Regions from separate parts of the Homo sapiens genome. Here region 1 is linked to region 2. A link is a loop called in an ENCODE intact Hi-C map of the cell type or tissue named here. Cell type or tissue: PC-3. All regions are shown on one strand. Each heading gives the region's core, and the rest is flanking DNA. Links, peaks and the distances in the headings are about the cores only. Region 1 overlaps CCSER1 (coiled-coil serine rich protein 1). Region 2 overlaps CCSER1 (coiled-coil serine rich protein 1).

Region 1 (11,121 bases), core at 1,249-9,248, 50 kb after region 2:
TAATTTTATATGTTGTAAAATATTTGATTGATATATATGGTAGAGTTTTGTGTCTGGATTGTTCAAACAAACCTACAGAATTCTTTAAGATAAAAATGTAATTATTACATTAGTCCTATCAGCAATTATGACAGCTAACCGTTGATAAAAGATGATAAATTTATTTCTATAAAGCAATTTAACATCAAGTTTAAAAAAATAATTTTGGATAATTAACAAGGTATACAATACATAAAAATATAACTGCAGTCTACATATAAAGGGCCAAAGTATATTTAGGAAAAGATCATCTTAATTGTGTTTCCTTCATCTGCTAGGCGACTTTAAAAAATAAATTTCCAATGTTTTCCACAACAACATAGTACAGCTTAGAAACACATGACAAGTGGGCATATAGATTATATTTTCAAAATGTTTGCATCTTACAAAAATCATATTTATACTGATATTTTTCCACTGACATTTTCCCACTGTGAGCATAGAGAGTAACAGTTGAACTGTCATAGATAAAATTAAAATGCTTCTAGAGGACAAAGCTGGTTGTTGTGGACAGTCGAAGCAAAACGAAAAGAGTGGAGACAAACGAGAAGCAATTATTATTAAGTCAAAGGACACAATTTACTTGCTAAAACATAATCCTCCAAAAATGGCAGTGTTTATCACCCCTAGATCAACACAGTCTCATTTTATGTCAACACATATTAATATCGTTAATTGCAAGATCTAGAATTTTTGTCACTTTAAAGACCGGAAATTTAAGTATGCAATAATTAGCTACTTAGCCAACATTCTATTACTACTATGAAATCTTTTATCTTTTTCAAGTGAAATTCCTGTGAATATCAAATATATTTATTACCATCAATAACAAAATGATTTAAAAATGAATCTGTAATGAAGGTCAGCAAAGGTACAAAGGGATAAATTCCTCATCGATATGTCATTTTATTATCTTTCTATATTACTTTCTAGAATAAATTTTTTCCAATTAAAATGACAAGAGTGAAAACACTTCATTAAGTTAGACTATACTTGTTTGCTCTATATATTCTTTATATAGAATATATAGAGCCATATTCTCCTTCAGAAACAATCTTATTTTTTGTTTGTTTTTAGTCAGAATTTTATTTTATTTTCCTTTGTTTCCCAATTATTATCATCATATATATTTTACTTAGAAAAATAATAAAACTCTGAAGCAATGCAGGGCTACTGTTAATTTCCTATATTGGGCATAATTTCGAAATCACATAGCACATTGCCACCAGAATAGGTCTTCAAACTTTATAATAAAAATATTAATTTATTTGTTTGTTTGTTTTCTTGCTTGTTTGTTTTCTTGGCTGCTTCTCTTCCAAGTCTATGCTGTAATGCTATTTCCAGGTAAAATGATATAAATATGATTTAAACAAAAGATGTGGGCCGGGAGCAGTGGTTCTCGCCGGTAATCCTAGCACTTTAGGAGGAGTTGGCGGGTAGATCACTTGAAGCCAGGAGTTCAAAAAAAGCCTGGCCAACATAGTGAGATCCAAACTCTGTTAAAATAGAAAAATTAGCTGGGCGTGGTGGCACACGTGTGTAATTCCAGCTACTCAGGGGGCTGAGGCACCAGAGTCACTTGATCCTGGGAGATGGAAGTTGCAGTGAGCTGTGATTGTACCACTACACTCCAGCGTGGGTGATAGGGCAAAACTGTCTAAAAAAAAAAAATGTGGATCAAGTATGATGACCTTTTCTCACTCTTATTTTTTCCTGATTATAAAAATCACATATAGATGCCCATTTTAGAACACTGTGGGTAATTCAAAACACAGATCAACTATCTGGGGCTTCAAAATAATATTAAAGAGCAGCTGTTGAGAATTAATCGAGTACATGATGAACTCATAGAGATGATGTTTCTAGCATGAAAAAAAGGGAAAAAGAATAATATGCCCTTCAAACGCCAGGGTCTTTATTGATTACAAACTCTGAAGAAAGCCAAAATGGTGACTGGAACAGAAAACACCATTAATAAGAAAGGAACATTAGATGCAGTACTTTTAAATTTCTCTTCTTTGATTTTATGTAGTGTATAAAATTGCAATTTTAAAATCTAATTGTCCCCATAAATGACTAATTTGGTCCCTCCATGTTTGTGTTTTTCCATGAAATAAACTTATTCCTAGCTGCTTTCTGAATTAACCCCAAAGGAGAAACAACTGATGGCTTGGTCATAGCAAAATAGTCCAAATAGTTCTTTTAGAGGGTGCCCTAAAAGCTCAAGCTATGATGGAACATGAGAAATCATGTAATTTCATTTATCCTTTTCCTTGCTTATAATTGTCATTAAGATCTGACAAAAATTCTTCTGCTCCTGGAGTTATGATACCATTTTGGTTAGATTGTTATGAACCAGGGTTGAACAACAGGTTTGGTCATAACTGGTTATGAAGACATACAAGCTCAGGCAAATAGATAGTGTGAAAAAAATAAAAACAAAACCATTGAGTAATTCATATATATTGATATTAATCACAAGGCATGTCCAGAAACCAAGAGAAGCTTATAAAGAAAAATGAAGAGTTTAATTCAAGCACCATTAACTAGTGTCCCAAATTTCATTACACATGCACAGTTTTTGCTAAGAAATCAAAGAAATTTAAATAGGCAGAAAATGGGAGACACTTCAGCATTGGTAAGGGCAGCATTTCATATATAGAGACATGAAATAGATCTCTTGGTAGTTCCTGAGTAAGAGGCAGGTGATTTTTAACAAGGGAATTTGGAAGACATACATTTGGTATATGTACCTTGCATATAGTAGGCACTTAAAAGACAGTACCAAATTAACAATTTGAAATTAGGGCATCGATTCAGCCATATGGTAATAAAGCCTTAAAATGTCACATACAAATACACACAAACACACACATATGCACACACACACACACACATATACACATACATATACACACACATATATATTTCATAACTATTTTTAGAAACATAGGGCTTATTTATTGATAAAGATTTCCAAATAATTAATTAGGGCTTCAATATTTATTACATAATCAACTCATCAATTGCAGAGAGATTTTTTAAAACTTATAAGTGGAGTTTTAAAAAGTCTGTTCACGTTTTATGAGAAAATGATGCCTAATTTTAATCTTTGTCTTCATTTCTGCCTCTATTTAAATTGTTAAGTGGCACTTCTCTATAATACCTGTAACCTCTAAAACAATATAAGACTTGTAAGTATTTAAAACACATATAAAGAATTTCTTTTCTATTTAATTCTTTTTGTGATGTGAATATGAAGACTTAAAGAATATGAGGCATGGAAAACATTAATCCCTTGATTCATTTCAGGGAAAACACAGACAAGACTTAGAATTTTTATCATCTAAAATGCATGGCACCTGTCTTCACTGAAATAATATTAAACCAAACAATTGTTGATGGAATAATCATGCCATTATAATTTACAATGAGGCAGTTAAGACTTTGTAACTTATACTTCAAGTCTATTGTATGTATCAGATTTCATGAGGATACTCTCAACTTAAACTTTATCAAAATGTTAATATTCTGAACATAATAAGAACTATGTAAATGTCAGTGTTTCAGCTTATTTTTAATGTCATTATACAGTAGTCTACACTTATCTTTTGTTTTGCTTTCTGCAGTTTCAGTTCTGCGCAGTCAATCACAGTTTCAGACTGCACAGTCGATCACAGTCTGAAAATATTACAAACAATAAGATATTTTGAAAGAGAGGGAGAGACTATATTCACATAACTTTTATTACAGTAAATTGTTATTATTGTTCTATTTAATTATTCATTATTGTTGTCAATCTCCAACTGTGCCTAATTTACACATTACATTTTATCATAAGTATCTATGTATGTATGTATAGGCAAAAACATAGCATACATAGGATTTGATATGAACAATGGTTTCAGGCATCCACTGGGGATCTTGGAATTTATCCCCCATGGATAAGTGGGGATTACTAGAACCAAAATAAACATTAAGGCTCAATTATAGCAAGTATATCAAAACTTGCACTCCAGCCTGGGCAAAAAGAGCGAAACTCCATCTCAAAAAAAAAAAAAAGAGACTGTTCATGATTCCATCTCACCCTCTTGTCCTCCTGCACTCCCTCATGAGAAGAACCTTCCCTGAATAGCTGCTGATGCCAGATTTAGGAGACAGGTATACTAGACCTGAATCCCACCTTTAGATAAAGCCAAGTTACATCTCTTTAGCTTAATCCAGACAAGCAAAACAGAACCACAGTTATTCCAAAGACCAGTGACCATTGAGATGTGTAGCTGTTTGTTATGCAACGTTAGTGAAGCATAACAAATACAGTAATTAGTGTACTTCTTTGGCTTTATATTGATATTCTTTATTCAATTTCTAGGTTATTATCACGTTACATATGTTTGCATTGAGCTACTTCTTCTCTTTTGTGGAATCTGGCAAGGTTAAAAACAACAAGTTTAAATAGTTTGTAAAAGTAAATTGTTTAAGATGTACTATAAAAATTCTGTAGCTAAAATATATTGTAAACATGTGTTTTTATTCTTAGTTATGAGGAGGATGTAATAACAAAAAAAGAACAAAATACTCTCCATACACCCCATATATATTAATACTGATGAATGGTTCTGGCTTGCTTTGTCTTCATAGCATAATATAGGAATTATCTAACAGGTAAATACAAACAGGCTTCTTTTTGTATAGTACCATGTTAACTGAAACTCATATGTATCAGAACTATGTTCTCATTTTGCATGGTTCTGTGTAACTAAAATTAAATCAAAGCAAGGACATGGTTCCAATATGCCTGGTTTTCAGTTAACAAGGTACCATGCAAAATGTGGATGACTAGTACTGTTGTTAAAAGTTTGTTGTTTAATAAAATATAACTTTGTAATGTTACTTTGATTATTAGCATTTCAACATTGTTACCTTAGAAATCATAACAAATAAATAATGATTTATCTTGGTCTCTCTTTCCTTCTATGTATTTGATGACTATTATTTCCTTTATTTCTTTCTCTTTCTTTTTTTTTTTTTTTTTTTTTTGTAGTCTCGCTCTATCGCCAGGCTGGAGTGCAGAGGCACAATCTCGGTTCACTGCAACCTCCGCCTCCTGGGTTCAAGCGATTCTCCTGCCTCAGCACTCCTGAGTAGCTGAAACAACAGGCATGAGCCACCACACCCAGCTAATTTTTGTATTTTTAGTAGAGACGGGGTTTCACCATGTTGGCCAGGATGGTCTTGATCTCTTGACCTCATGATCCTCCCACCTTGGCCTCCCAAAGTGCTGGAATTACAGGCGTGAGCCACTGTGCCTGGCCGATGACTTTTATTTTCTTTAAGGTTTCTTTAGTTACCTTCAATCTATTTAAAGGAAAATATTGATTGAATGAATCATAGTTGATTAAACTGAGAGGTGTTTAACTAAAATAAACAATACATTCATTCAATGTTAACCTGAAGACTCCATAAATATCTGAAAAAATTGAAATCACACCTAGTTTATGAGGACAAATCAATTCTAAGACAATAAAACCTACTTGTCTTTTATAAACAGTGAAATGTAGGAAATCTGGTGATAAACTTTTTGGTTTTAATTCCATGTGAATCTCTGAGGCAAATCTCCATACTGAATGTATTTATATTAAATTCTAACTCCTAAATACAGATGTTATTGAGTGAAATAAGTTTGAGTATAATTTTTTCTATTTTCTATTTTTAAATAAATCTGTCACAGATCATTTTCTGAAAAGAACACAATATTTTATGTGTTTCATGCTATCCCTGAATAGTTCTGTAACTGTCACCATAGAAACTGAGGCCATTCTGTTAAGCTTCTTTAATTGTTGTGACTTCAAGTGGCATCCATCGTGGTTTTGCTGAATCACTCAGAACCAATGTTATCTATTAATAAATTATGTTCCCCAGTACGGGTAAAGTTACACTATTAAATAAGTAATGTTTGTTCTTTGAGAGGTTTCTGTTTATTTTAAACTCTGAGCAAATAACCATAATAAAAAGATTTTTGCAAAAGTCATTTAAATGAATGCTTTTCCTGAGCTAAATAAAAACATGAATTGACTTTAATTCATTTTAATGTCTGACTGTCTTTCTGTGGTAAAAGCAAAGTGGTTTGATTATTCCTCCTCCTCCTCCCTGCCATTCTATTGCATTGCTGCAGGGGCCTGATAATTATAGAAATATCTATTTATAATCTAGAACCCCAAACTGTATAAATGTGGGCCTCTTATTTAATGTATTGGATCCTTAATATCTCCTTATGGAAGATGATGATCTCTGCTATAATTCACAGAACTGTCACTAAAAATAAATGACATTATGATATAATCTATAAATCATTGTTCATTTCTATTATAATTACTTGCAATTTCTTTAAGTATCCATATAAAAATTAGTGGGCATCTTTAAGCACAAATGTAATTAATTGTATTATATTTTAGAGTACTGTTTATTTTGGAGAAGTTATTTATATATTTGCCTTTTCAAGCACCCAGTCGTCTATAAGAATGAAGGAAAGCAGATGTCAATGCAGCTAAGCTGTAATTGCCTAGCAGATGGCTAGACATCCATTTCTAAAGTAAGTAGGCAAAAGTCTAAATAAATTAACCAACCTGGGAGATTAAGTACCAAGCTGTCCATTAACAATGGTCATGTTAATGCATGTCAAATTCATAACAACACTAATCCTTATAGCTTTTAAAGCACTATTCTCTAGTCACAACATGCTTCACAAAGTTATTAACCATTTCAACAAGGTTGGTTTTGAGGACTCAAAAATTTAAGTGACGTTCCAATATAGAATCCAATTCTCTAAAATTGAAAGGGAGGGTTGAACACCACATTAGTGTTCATACAAACTGTTACAGGGAAAAAATAGACAAGAACTGTGAAAATAGAGAAGATTCAAGTCATTTTAAAAGGTAGTAAATTTGCAAGCAGGGCAATGTTGAAGCTAGATTAAGATTAGGAACTAGAAATTATAAGAGCATCTGAAATGAATGTGAATGAACAGAAGCTACAGAAATCAGGTGCCCAGGCAAGGAGACCCAGGGTCAGTAACCAAAACAAGGGATATAGGCATCAACAAAGCTGTACGAGGAGCTGAAAAAGACTAGTATTTTGAAGGAAAAAAAAAATCTACCCCAGGATATCCATTTCCTGTCTATGGCGTGAACTGTTGTAAAAGTGTATATGTTGGACTTAGGACCATAGGTGTTAGGGTATAGGGAGTTGATTTAGTAATAGAATTTTATTTTAACTTTTATTTGCAAAAAATAGGTAGTCTTCAATAAAATTACTGAGCACCAACTATACCAGATACGTTGCAGACATTTGTTTTTATCCCTCTAATGAAGTCTACAAACTGGGCATAAATTTCCAAAAGGATAAATCCCTGAGATTCAAAGAAATTTTGTAGTTTGTTCAAATTTCAAAGGTGACCAAACTCTCATGAGATAGAACAAGAATTTAGGAGTGCTTTACTTCCAAATATGTAGTCAGTTTTGGAATAAGTGTGATGTGGTGCTGAGAAGAATGTATATTCTGTTGATTTGGGGTGGAGAGTTCTGTAGATGTCTATTAGGTCTGCTTGGTGCAGAGCTGACTTCAATTCCTGGATATCCTCGCTAACTTTCTGTCTCGTGGATCTGTCTAATGTTGACAGTGGGATGTTAAAGTCTCCCATTATTATTGTGTGGGAGTCTAAGTCTCTTTGTCGGTCACTAAGTACTTGCTTTATGAATCTGGGTGCTCCTGTATTGGGTGCATATATATTTAGGATAGTTAGCTCTTCTTGTGGAATTGATCCCTTTACCATTATGTAATGGCCTTCTTTGTCTCTTTTGACCTTTGTCGGTTTAAAGTCTGTTTTATCCAAGACTAGGATTGCAACCCCTGCCTTTTTTTGTTTTCCGTTTGCTTGGCAGATCTTCCTCCATCCCTTTATTTTGAGCCTATGTGTGTCTCTGCACATGAGATGGGTCTCCTGAATACAGCACACTGATGGGTCTTGACTCTTTATCCAATTGCCAGTCTGTCTTTTAATTGGAGCATTTAGCCCATTTACATTTAAGGTTAATTTATTGTTATGTGTGAATTTGATCCTGTCATTATGATGTTAGCGGATTATTTTGCTCATTAGCTGAGGCAGTTTCTTCCTAGCCTTGATGGTCTTTACAATTTAGCATGTTTTTGCAGTAGCTGGTACCGGTTGTTCCTTTCCATGTTTAGTGCTTCCTTCAGGAGCTCTTTTAGGGCAGGAGCGGTGGTGACAAAATCTCTCAGCATTTGCTTGTCTGTAAAGGATTTTATTTCTCCTTCACTTATGAAGCTTAGTTTGGCTGGATATGAAATTCTGGGTGGAAAATTATTTTTTCTTTAAGAATGTTGAATATTGGATCCCACTCTCTTCTGGCTTGTAGAGTTTCTAGCAAGAGATCAGCTGTTAGTCTGATGGGCTTCCCTTTGTGGGTAACCCGACCTTTCTCTCTGGCTGCCCTTAACATTTTTTCCTTCATTTCAACTTTGGTGAATCTGACCATTATGTGTATTGGAGTTGCTCTTCTCGAGGAGTATCTTTGTGGCATCTCTGTATTTCCTGAACTTGAATGTTGGCCTGCCTTTCTAGGCTGGGGAAGTTTTCCTGTATAATATCCTGCAGAGAGTTTTCCAACTTGGTTCCATTCTCCCCATCACTTTCAGGTACAACAATCAGATGTAGATTTGGTCTTTTCACATAGTTCCATATTTCTTGGAGGCTTTGTTCATTTCTTTTTACTCTTTTTTCTCTAAACTTGTCTTCTCACTTCATTTCATTCACTTGATCTTCAATCACTGATACCCTTTCTTCCAGTTGATGGAATCGGCTACTGAAGCTTGTGCATTCATCACGTAGTTCTCGTGCCATGTTTTTCAGCTCCATCAGGTAATTTAAGGACTTCTCTACAGTGGTTATTCCAGTTAGCCATTTGTCTAATCTTTTTTCAAGGTTTTTATCTTCTTTTCAAAGGGTTCGAACTTCCTCCTTTAGCTCGGAGAAGTTTGATCTTCTGAAGCCTAGTTGGAAGTAAAGCACTCCTCAGCAAATGTAAAAGAATAGAAGCTTTAACAAACTATCTCTCAGATCACAGTGCAATAAAACTAGAACTCAGGATTAAGAAACTCACTCAAAACTGCTCAGCTACATGGAAACTGAACAACCTGCTCCTGAATGACTACTGGGTACATAACAAAATGAAGGCAGAAATAAAGATGTTCTTTGAAACCAATGAGAACAAAGACTCAACATATCAGAATCTCTGGGACACATTTAAAGCAGTGTGTAGAGGGAAACTTATAGCACTAAATGCCCACAAGAGAAAGCAGGAAAGATCTAAAATTGACACCCTAACATCACAATTAAAGCAACTAGAGAAGCAAGAGTAAACACATTCAAAAGCTAACAGAAGGCAAGAAATAACTAAGATCAGAGCACAACTGAAGGAGATAGAGACACAAAAAGCCCTTCAAAAAAATCAATGAATCCAGGAGCTGGTTTTTTGAAAAGATCAACAAAATTGATAGTCTCCTAGCCAGACTAATAAAGAAGAAAAGAGAGAAGAATCAAATGGATGCAATAAAAGATGCTAAAGGGGATATAACCACCAATCCCACAGATATACAAACTACTATTAGAGAATACTATAAACACCTCTATGCAAACCAACTAGAAAATCTAGAAAAAATGGATAAATTCCTGGACACATACACTCTCCCAAGACTAAACCAGGAAGAAGTTGAATCCCTGAACAGACCAATAACAGGCTCTGAAATTGAGGCAATAATTAACAGCCTACCAACCAAAAAAAGTCCAGGACCAGACAGATTCACACCCAAATTCTACCAGAGGTACAAGGAGGAGCTGGCACCATTCCTTCTGAAACTATTCCAATCACTAGAAAAAGAGGGAATCCTCCCTAACTCATTTTATGAGGCCAGCATCATCCGGATACCAAAGCCTGGCAGAGACACAACAAAAAAAGAGAATTTGAGACCAATATCCCTAATGAACATCGATGCAAAAATCCTCAATAAAATACTGGCAAACCAAATCCAGCAGCACATCAAAAAGCTTATCAACCATTATCAAGTGGGCTTCATCCCTGGGATGCAAGGCTGGTTCAACATATGCAAATCAATAAACTTAATCCAGCATATAAACAGAACCAAAGACAAAAACCACATGATTATCTCAATAGATGCAGAAAAGGCCTTTGACAAAATTCAACAACACTTCATGCTAAAAACGCTCAATAAATTAGGTATTGGTGGGACGTCTCTCAAAATAATAAGAGCTATTTATGGCAAACCCAGAGCCAATATCATACTGAATGGCCAAAAACTGGACCTACTCCCTTTGAAAACTGGCACAAGACAGGGATGCCCTCTCTCACCACTCCTATTCAACATAGTGTTGGAAGTTCTGGCCAGGGCAATCAGGCAGGAGAAAGAAATAAAGGGTATTCAATTAGGAAAAGAGGAAGTCAAATTGTCCCTGTTTGCAGACAACATGATTGTATATTTAGAAAACCCCATCGTCTCAGGCCAAAATCTCCTTAAGCTGATAAGCAAATTCAGCAGTCTCAGGATATAAAATCAATGTGCGAAAATCACAAGCATTCTTATACACCAATAGCAGACCAACAGAGAGCCAAATCATGAGTGAACTCCCATTCACAATTGCTTCAAAGAGAATAAAATACCTAGGAATCCAACTTATGAGGGATGTGAAGGACCTCTTCAAGGAGAACTTCAAACCACTGCTCAAGGAAACAAGACGACACAAAAAATGGAAGAACATTCCATACTCATGGATAGGAAGAATCAATATCGTGAAAATGGCCATACTGCCCAAGGTAATTTATAGTTTCAATGGCATTCCCATCAAGCTACCAATGACTTTCTTCACAGAATTGGAAAAAACTACTTTAAAGTTCCTATGGAACCAAAAAGGGCCCGCATTGCCAAGACAATCCTAAGCCAAAAGAACAAAGCTGGAGGCATTATGCTACCTCACTTCAAACTATACTA
Region 2 (11,121 bases), core at 1,449-9,448:
GGCCAATGTGATAGTATTAATATTAAGTCGTGGGGCCTTTAAGAAGCAATTAAGCCATGAGCTCTCCTCCCTTGTGAATGGGGCTAAGGTCTTTATAAAAGAGCTTTAATGCTGAGTCCAGCTCCCTTTCCCTTCTGCCTTTCTCCATGTGGGGACACAGATTTCCTTCCCTCCAGAGGATGCAACATCAAGGTGCCACTTTGAAAACAGAGAATAGCCCTCAGCAGACAACCAAACCTGCCAGCACTTTGGTCCTGCACTTCCAGCCTCTGGAGCTATGAGAAAATCAATGTCTGCTCTTTAAAAGTTACCCAGTCTTCAGATATTTTGTCACAGCAGCATGAACAGACTAAGACAAAGGGAAAATAAGATAGACAAAGACTGTCCTTACAAGGCTTAGGGTCTAGTGGGGATAAGAGACAAGAATACAGGTAATTACATATATATATATATATATATAGAGAGAGAGAGAGAGAGAGAGAGAGAGAATTATATTTTTTAATGAAGTATTTTGTATATTTTCATGGGAAATGAAAATAGAAGCACAAAATTCTTTGGATATAGAGTTGAGGTCCACCCATTGTATTTGGGGGCTATTCATAAGCCTCTCCAGAGAAAGTGAAACCTAAAGGATGCACAGGGGACCAATTGAGACATGAAAAATGCTTAGGTGCCAAGCAAAAGATGGGAAGGGGAAGGCTGGGCATAGAAGAAAGTACTGTGGCTGATAGAAAAGTGCGCTCTGAGGCCTGCAAGCAAGAACCAGAGTCATTTTCAGGGAACAAACTAAAATTTAGTAAAACTGGAGGGCAAAATATGAAATATGAGGGAGAAAAACTATGCATGAGTAAAAAGCAGGTACCAGATCTTACTGGCTTTTATAAAACATGTGAAGAGATTTGGACTTTACACTAAGAGCCATAGGGAATGAAATGGATAACTATCATGCATTCTATCACACATTTTTGTCAGAAACATCATTCCCAGAAATAGAAAGCCATAGCAAGATCTTATAAACTAAGCTTCTAAACTATATAAATTTATGACATAAAATTTCACTTAATTGTAACCAAAGTAATGTAAAATATGCTGAAACACCACATGCACTTCCTAGAAGAAAAATAGTGCTAGGTAGAATAGAGGGGAGATGGTCACACTTATGATGATGATCATGAAAACAATATTAATGTCTTAATAAAATAAACTCAAGAATAAAAGTATTCAGAATGACGGTAGCATGAATTTCATATTCAGATAATATTTGCAACTAGAACGATGTTAACAATCATTTATGAAGGGCTCTCAACTACTACAATGGCCACCACGTAATCTACTTTTCCCCCCAACTTACTGCTAATTAATTCCACCCACCCCCAGCATTATTAAAGTATACTTGACAAATAAAAGTCGTATATATTTTTGCTGTGTAAAAACTTACTTCATTCAAGTGGTTTGGATGTTAGTTTTCCCTCTTCCTTCTTTTTCAATTATGATATATTATATCTATACTTGTAAGGTTACATTGAAGAACAATTACACTTTTATGTCAATGACATTCTTCATCCTTTTGGGTTTCAATTTATTTCACAAAAACTTGTTTGCCTCAATAATATATTTTTCTATATTAATTTGTGATAGTTTAAATGGATTAGAAAATAAAATTGTGAAAGAAATGCAAATAAATGAAAAGTTCTTCTGCCAAAAAGTTGTCTTGAAATATTTGGCTAAATGAAACAATACTATAGAATCTCAAACAAAACAGGAACTAATAGGATTACTAAGTAAATAAAGAAAATAAATTTCATGAAAGTCAAGTACCTAAGTTATTTATTTTCCTCTTAGAGAATTTCCATGTTCAATAAATGTAAATATATCAATAAATAATGTGCTTCAAGGGTAAACATTACTTTGAGTATGCTGTAAACACACACACATCCGCCCTTGAAAAAGAAAGTTTAGCACGCCCTGTGATACAGGAAGACATATCAAGAATCTCTTTATAACTACCCCTTGCTCTCCTCAACTGTCCACTGGCTACTCTTCCCCTGGGACCCCCTTCCCTGCTTTCCAAATTCTAAGATGGGAGGAAGATTAATTTAAATATTTACAAAGGATCTAATGCAAGGTTTTGATAATAATAAAAGAATTTTTTTTTGTTCTTGTCACCACAATAATCTTAGTTGCCCAGCTTTCAAATTCTGGGCATTGTTTTTTGACTCTTTCCTTTCCCCCATGTCCAGTAGTTACCAAGACTTATTCAATATAATTGTTTAAATTTTCCTTACATTATTTTCCTTTTATTATGTACTTAAATTCAGGCATTTTTACATCTTATCTAGTCTCTGTGGTCTCCTATAGAACAGTTTCCTTCACTTCAACTCATCACAAACTTACCTGGAACATCTTCATGATATACTGCCCTGGTACCCCAACCCTTACTGGCATTTCCTCATCTACACAGTAAGGCTTATAGTCCTTATTTATTTATTTGGCATTCAAAAGGTTCTCTTACCAAGCTCCAAATTTACCTTATTGCTATTCACTTATCCTATGTGATATCCAAATGTGTTCTATATACGCATATGGTACACAGTTCCCTGTGCATACCCTAAACCTTCCCTTCATCTGCCACTGCTTCTCTCCTTGCCCTGAGTTTCACAGCCTGACTCATATTTAAACAGTGCCATGAATGATCACCTGAAATACTCTATTTTCATGACTACCCTAAGCTTAAAGCAATCCCCTTCTGGGAAAAACTTTTATCGTGACTTCTCTTATGGCACTTCTTACTTTCTTCATTTTCTTGTGAGTGTTTCTAGATGTGACAATTTTCCTGATAAAGTTTGTTGAAAGAGGAGTTTCACTGTAAATCTTTCTGTATTATAGACACTTAGCAAACATTAAGTGAATGAAATGTTCTCATATTATGATACAGGTTATTAATGGGTAGACATCATGTTTTGCTAAATCATGGCCAACTAACATTTGTTAAATGAAGCATTACAGAAAGAATGCAGTGAAGGAAACAGCAGTGGATGATTAGTGAAAAATGCTCACACTATTGTGGTTGGGCATCACATATTATATACTGCAAAATAAATGTTGATAGGTACAATTACAGTGGGGTCATGCTTTGTAAAGTGTGTTCCTAAGACTGTTGTTATTCAATCCAGCATGGATGTTTGTTTGGCTAGCAAATTCTTGGTTTCCAGAACAAACCAACTCAATCTTGATTCAGAGTCTAAGAACAAGGCTCAGAAAACTACATATTAAAACCTCTTACCCTCACTCTTTCAAACGATTCTTTTGAACTTTGATATTCTGAAGTTTGAAAATAGTACAGAGTAATCACTTATTGATAAAGAATATGCTAGTATGTGTGTGTATGTGTGTGTATATATGTCTGTGTGTGTGTGTATATATATATATATATATATATCTTTAAATGATAAACCTTGCTTATAAGATGTTATTGTAACTAACTTTTCTAAGTCAATTCTGCTTAGCATGACACAAATACCAATAGGAGTTTCCCAGGTCCTACCACTCACTAGGAGACACGTCATACTAGGCTGAAGCCCTACAATCCAAGGACCTAGAGTCTTAGAGTTTCTAGGCACCTTCACGATGTTTGGTGTATCTGTTCTCTAGCCACCCTCGGAGTCATGAGTCCCAGAGGCTCTACCCAGGTGCCAGGCTCCCCTTTCCTTGCGTCCTTTGAAATTGTCAGTGAAGATAACATTACTTGTGCCAGCTGGGATATGTGTGTGTATGCTCATGTGCAACAGACAAGTAGGCCCTAAAGATTGAATGTGGGGCTGAAGGATGAGTGGTGCACAGATAAGGGGCACTTTAAAGGGCTGATTGGGATGTACTGTTGAAGCCTGAACCTGGAGTGGAGCAAGTGACTGCTAATAAATTAATCCACCTTACTTTTCCTTTAGCTGCGTAAGAGTCCTACACACTACCAGAGTTTTGTTTTCTAACAAATCCAGACTTGGCCCTCTTAAAAGTCATTATAATTTTTTTTTTCTGGTCTATAATGCAAATAGCATCCCAGAATGATTGCCCTTGTCCATTCCTCACTTTCAGAGATGTAAGAATACACACTCAATACCAACGTGAGGCTTAGCCTTGCTCATTACCTCATTTGAGTAAAATTTTAGCTAAAACATCAATTATACGTTTTCTAAAAGATGGCCCTATTTATTTGGAGATTTGTTTAGCAAATAATAACTTAGCAAATATATCTTTTACTCACATACCAGTTAGGCATATTTTGCCACTGTTATATAAATCAAATGGCATAAAGTAGACTTTTCACAAATCATTTTCCTCTGAATTGAAGTCAATTTGTAAAGGTACAAAAAAATTAGAGCCAAATTATCTTATGTCTAGCAAGTCATCCTTAATTTGAAATCATTTTCGAAGTTAAGATCAGTGAAAATATATCTGATAATATTTAGCAGAGGTGTATTTTAGAGAAAGAACTAGGATATTTTCCTTAGAATGTTATTTTCTGAATGCTTTCTCGAATTCAGAATTCCAACTTTTAAAGTTTTTGAAAGGATAAGACATAGAGTATGTTTTCATTTTTTTCTCCTTTCTCAGGAATGATACGTGTTTAAGTTTACCTAGTCCATAAGACAGTTCAGGTAGAAAAAAAAATTAGACTGCAAGACTAAAAATAAAATGTCAGTATAAAAATGAAAGTGAAAGTGTATTAATATGTTTCTCTCTGGCACTGGCATATTAATAGAAATGATGTTTTCCTGGATACAAATTGTGAAGAAATAGACACTTTGTTTAAAAATGTGGCATCAGGCATTTCTAATAGAAACAGTTTCAAAAGAGTAAATCAAGAGTATAAAGATTAAAAAAATCTTTATAAAATACACAACTATTCTTCACCTTTTTTTTTCTTTTTTTTATTTTATTTTATTTAATTGTGTCACATTGTATTGGCATTAACAATAGGCATCAACAAACTATCACTCCAAAAAGTCATAAATACCATGAAATTAATTTTTCTAAAACTTATCTCATATGAATTTATCCGCTAATGTATGTTTTATCTTTCTGACCTTTCCAGTATGAAATGTAGGTCTTCAAATATTTTAATAATTATTCCAGCAAATCTATTAAAGCTTATGCTTAATCAAAACATGACAGCCTTAAGTATGCAATATTCACAGAGAGAACACTGGACTTACTCATTAGGCTTTGGAAAGCCTTTAAATCTAGTGTTCTGCTTCTGATAAAAAGTTAAAAGCAGATTTGATAATGAATAAAAAATAAGGTAAACCTGAAAAAGAATGACTATTTGCTGATGTATTGTAGTATATTTATATATACATGTTTTGTGTCTTCTCAGGAATTTCAAGTTCCTTAAGTAGATGATTCTCATATTTAGGGGATGCTAAGCTCTCGAAGAAAGAACACAATGTTGAAAAATATTGTTTCCAGTAAAAAGAAAATCAGTATCTTTTATAGGAAATTTTTTTTATTAAAAGTCACTCATTTTCTGAGTTAAAATGTGACTTAAATTTTGTCATAAATAAGGAATTGAAATTATTTTCTACTAAATTGCCTCACTTTGACTTTAGTTGTTCTATACATACACCATTAGCATACTAATGCATAGTCAAACATACTAAGTCATATCTAGGAAAATAAACAATTAATTCAGCCATTATTCAGGGCAGAGCATATCTCTGATCCCTGGGATATGCAGAAGCTATACCTATGAAATATCAACTGCACACAATGAAATATAACACTGTTAGCTCCACTACTTCCTGTTTGCTCTAGTTACCACATTTTATCTAAGAATTATTAAGTCATTGTCTTACACTGAATTTGGCAGTCCTTTGTGGTCACAGAGCGAAGCCATAGCCTGAGGACTTACTCTTCCCAGGTAGATTTAGTCATACCAGTATCCACAGAGAAAAGGAAAAAACTTAGAAGAAAAGTATTAGGTAAGCAGGAGAGGAAATAACCTCTTTCAATGAGCTTCACTTTCTTAGGTCTAGACCTTAAGCTGTCAAACTATTTCAGCCAATGCTTCTGGGTGTGAAGGCTAAGAAATGACTCTTTCACATAAAAGGCAGCCCTTGAAACTCACATCTGATGCCATAAGGGACAAACTATATCTTATAAGAAACTGTGTTGGTTGCATGCTGTACTCTGTATTTATTTTACCTATTGTTGTTCCTCTGTCTAAATTTTGCTGCAGGATTTTGTTACAGCCTTTTAGGCATAATGTGTATTTTGAATTTCCCTAGAGGAAAATATTGTTTACAACACTTTCCAAATGTATTTGACAGTGAAATTCTTGTTTTAAAGGAAACTATGTTTTAGGGAAAATAGTTTGAAAAAGTTATCCTAGCTTTTACAAAAATCTTTTTAAATGTTCCGAAGTTTACTATGAGATATCAAGGAAAGATATTCATGCTTGAACCAAATGGATAAAAAGAAGCATCGCTTTTCCTTTTGGATCCATGAAAGTATCTAAAGGGAAAGTGAATTTGGGAGGGGCAGGGTGAGGAATAGTCATGGCTAAAAATATAAGTGTATTAATAGGAATGAGGAGTAATGATTGAAGGCAGGAGGATTAGAAAGCAGAGTACCTGTCCTCTCCTTTCCAACTATTAGGGTTTCGAGGCAGAGAGGAGACTGTCACTCTCAGCAATGGAATATCATTTTAAGAAACACATGAAATTATATATTTAAATTATAAATCATGGTTAGGTTTTGTTAACCTTATAGTCATTGAAGAAAATCGCCTTGTTTTTAGGAGGGAAAAAATTGAAATAAATTTCAGTGGTGCCATCTCATGAAATTGCTTGCTTGCAGGTAATCTGTGATTTCTGTTCCCTTCAAAAACCTTCTAAATTTGGTCAAGTCACATATATGTATGCATGAGGGAAGTAAAAAACCTTCCCAATGTCGAAAGACTTCCTCTGTTACCAACATAAAAGCTACTAAAAGTAGTGTGATCACTTTCTCTAGGTTTAATAAATACAGCTTGAAAAGAAGTGCTCTTTAGTCCACCCAAAGAGCCAGAAATTTGAAAGAGGGAATCTCAAAAGATGAGTTTTATCAAATGCAAAGCACTAGCTAATTGTTGGCAGGCTTTTCTCCATGAATCTACACATCTAGACATTAACAGCCAATTTGCTCCAGGACTATTTTTTTCAGAAATATTTGTATAAGCAGAAAGCTCTGGAAAGACAGAGATGATAAAAATAAACACATCTTGTTCCCCTCCCCAGAGAGATCTGCTTACATTCTAAGAATTGTAATAAATAATTTAACATCGCCCAAATTCATGTCTTGTCTTTTTCCTTGGCTTTTGCTAGGTCTCTAAGCCTTTGGAATTTCATAAAAGGCACTTATGGGAGTGCCTTTGCTTGCCTGAGGGACTTGGATCATACCAGATACTCTAACAATAGGAATTAGGGTAGAAAATGTCACACCAGATGTCATTTGGGGTGGAGTTCTTCAGTCACAATTTCAGCTCACACACTGGAGGGGCTGTAGACTAAGACTAGCCATACGGGCAGTAGACCATGATTACATAACAGAGCCTCCACAGAAACTCTGGACACCAAAGCTTTGATGAGCTTCTGGGGTTTGTCAATACTCCATCCATATTATCATGCAGGGTTGCAGAGAAAATCAGTGTTGTCCGTAACTCCACTGGGAGAGGAGAATCAGAAGTTTCACGCTAGGAACTTTCCTAGACTCTGCCACATGCATCTCTTCCTTTGGCTGATTTTAATCTGTATTCTTTTGACATAATAAGTCATAACCACGCATATAACAGCTTTCAGTGAGTTCTATTCATCCAGGCAGTGAATTATAAATACTTAAGGTGGTTTGGGGGACACCTGGACTTACAACTGAGCTCAAATGTGAGGATGATCCTCTGGACTGTTTCCTAATTTTGCACAGGGTAATAAAGATAACGTTTTTCTCCACGACAAAGGATTCCAATAGCTTCTATAAAAAACAGTCTTCTAATCTCACGGTTCTTCTGTAGTATACCCCTCACACGTGCAGGCATCACCTGGCCCTCATCCGGTAGTCCCCTGGGAATTGGGGCTCAGGGAACAGCATTACAATGTTACTTCGACTGCTGCTTTTACTGGAAGAAACTCTTGTCTCTGACACAGATGCCTCATATCTTTCTGTCAATATCTGTAAAACTGTGACAGGCTCACTCATTAGCTGAGATGCAGGGTGAAATCTCAGACCCTTTCATCACAATTTCAGATCCGAGGGTTTAATACTAATCCTAACTATATCTGACCAATTATTCACCATGTCTTCAAAAATATTTATTAATTAGAAAACTCATTCTAAGAGTGAGCAAATGGCCAGTTGAAAATGACTTCAAGTTACATATGATACTGTCTTTAAATTGCAGTGAACAGGCTTACAGGTGCAGTTAAAGAAGCATAATATCAGACATTCTTGTGAGATACAGAAACATTTCACTCTATGCCTGATAAGCAAACTCATTTTGTGATATGAAGGTCCTCAGCTCTGCTGCAATGGACTCTGTCATGGGGTGCCTGGTAATGAAAGATGACAGCATCTATTTACTGTGTGACATTCTGTGCACTCTCTTCAGACTTAATTAAAAACAAACAAAAAACAATCACCCACAAGGTTTTGAAATGCTTATTTTCATTGGTTGCTAAATTTCCAAATCTAATTCTGATCTAGAAACATTTATGACTACAAGCTAGCACAGTATGACTGCTCTACAAATGCAGGATTTAGGGCCCACCTGCATATTTACAATGTCTTCTTATGTAGGAAAGATTCATTCTCAAATTGCACCTGGCAGTGAAAAATGAAAATTTAGATACACATGGCTAAGATTCTTATAGTAACTCAGTGTGTTTTTAGGTTGATATATATTCTTTCGGCTCCATGTAAGGTCTCTCTATATATGGCTATTATAATTTCTATTCCACAACCACTAAAGGAAATGTGAACAAATGATACAACAGTATGAAACATGGGCAATTGCATGTGAACTCCTAGTTCAAAATCTATTCAGTTTCTAATACTTTAGTTTGACAGACATGTATTACCAGCAAATGTCAGTCAGGTAAATATATGGGCCCTAAATGCCAATGTTTCTATGAATAAAATTTTAAAAAATAAGGATTTTGAATTAAATGTGAATATGTATAATACATAAGCATAACTTTTTAAAGAGCAAATAATTTTAGTAAATTCCTTTTCCTCATTCTCCAGACCAACTACAATTTCAAAATGAAAGGGAAAAAGAGCTATGATCAGAGGTTTGTTTATGTATGCTAGAAAAACATACTATCCCAAATATAACATAGGCTTACTTGTCTCATAATATTGTTTTAATAAAAACTCCATTAGGATTTCTGGGACAATAAAAATTGACTTTTAAAAATTATCAACAACAACATTTATACTTTAATTTTGCAGTAAATATTGTAAAGGTCTTTATAGTTATTCAAAATAACTCTTAAGTCTACTAAAAGATAAAAGCTTTTCCTCTTTTTTATCTAGCATATACACTTGCAATTCAGCTCAGGTTTGATTTATAGTTTGTTAGCACAGTTTGTCATAACTGAGTACCCTAAGTGACTGAACCTTATTTGCATCAAAACAACTTGATTGCGGTGCATGAAGCTTAGTTGGATCGCTTTCCTGTTATTGATGCAATGTTATCCCATAGCAACAACAGAAAAAGAATAACATCTCTGAGCCTGACTAGAATAAGTGTACTTCTCACTTTCCTCCTGCTGAGCGAAAACTCCATTTTCATCTCATCTGCAGAATATTATCCGCAAACCTAATGGGATCTGACAGTCCATCTTAAATAGTGTCATCAGGTAACAAAGAGAAATCTGAGGCTATATTACTCTTGGTCATTTTGATGACTGTTTCTTTTTCTCTCAATTTGGACAAGTAACTGGTACTCCCCATCAAAAGGCTTTTAAATTTTTTTGCTTTTTAATCTGAATTTATCTCTGAAAAGTTCTTTTATCACAATTCAAAGTTTCAAACAAATTGTTATAAAATCTGATTGAAATATTGAGTCGTATGACTATTACTAAGCAAATTATATAATAATTTATAAATGTTACAATTTTATGAAATCATACTAAACTAAAAAGTAAATTGATAAGTATCTGATTCTCAAATTTTTAAGAAATAAATAATATGGAATGAAGAACTTGAAGAAATTAAGTGACAAGTTTCATTAGATATATAATGCTGTTGTTGAATACATTTTAAACCATTTTCAGGAAAAGAATTTGTGGCAGTAGGATGACAGAAAAACATTTATTTGTATCCACAAAATAAAAGTGCCAGTTTTGAAAACAGTTTCAAACTATTTTCAAACATAACATCATAACATTTATAAATAACATAACATCATAACATTTATAAATCAAATATATATGCATACAGATATTAGCTGCTATATACATATATTGAGAGAGAGTGAGAGAGAACAGGAGAGAACACTACATATATTTATACATAGCAGCTAACATATAAAGAAGACTTCCTGTGTGTGGTATAGTGGTATAGTTTGCTATGTGTCATTCCTGGATTTAATTCCTTTGCTAACTTTCACCGTGTTACAAATTGGTAAACTCACATTCATAGTTGTTAAGTAACTTGCTCCAGATCAGTCACTTTATAGAGTTTGGGATAAGATTTGAAGGCCAACAGCTAAATCGGGGCTCTCCACATTTTCTCAGTATCTTGTAGCAAGGCAGAGAAAAGCTGACTTTGAAGGCAAAAAATTTAACTTATCAACACTGTTATTATTATAATCTTAATGAGCAGTAGCGAATGGTAGAGAGAGTATTCATTCTCTCTTACATTTGGCTTTTTTCTCAGACTTTCTTCAATGTCTTTATTTTACTCATGTCGTTCTCTGTCTTCTTGCTTTGATACTCAGCAATTTCTACATCCTTTTCTTCCAATTACTTTCTTTTTACCCTCTTCATTTTCTTCTTTACTTGCCTAGCCACAGCATCAGGCCAGGATGAAAGAAGTAAAGCCAGTATCTACAACTGTCTAATGGTTACAGTAGCAAAGAAATTTTCT

The links. Hi-C counts contacts between places; a loop is a spot of excess contacts. Peaks named below come from ENCODE experiments on the same cell type or tissue, not always from the same donor. Only the 100,000 strongest peaks of a DNase experiment are listed, where the experiment ranks them.
Region 1: a loop joins it to region 2, with 5 times the contacts of the local background. A loop is called at or near these places in 1 of 110 quality-filtered maps.

What each region holds. Positions count from the first base shown.
Region 1 is chr4:90,490,930-90,502,050 of GRCh38, reverse strand. The region is part of intron 5 of CCSER1 (coiled-coil serine rich protein 1); the gene reads right to left. Among named protein-coding and RNA genes, the nearest start is that of CCSER1, 370 kb to the right of the region's middle. In PC-3, for the core only: no CTCF peak of the experiment used is centred there; no DNase peak of the experiment used is centred there; H3K27ac peaks cover 1,660 bases.
Region 2 is chr4:90,541,046-90,552,166 of GRCh38, reverse strand. All of the region lies in intron 5 of CCSER1 (coiled-coil serine rich protein 1), which reads right to left. Among named protein-coding and RNA genes, the nearest start is that of CCSER1, 420 kb to the right of the region's middle. In PC-3, for the core only: no CTCF peak of the experiment used is centred there; a DNase peak (open chromatin) is centred at 5,876; H3K27ac peaks cover 353 bases.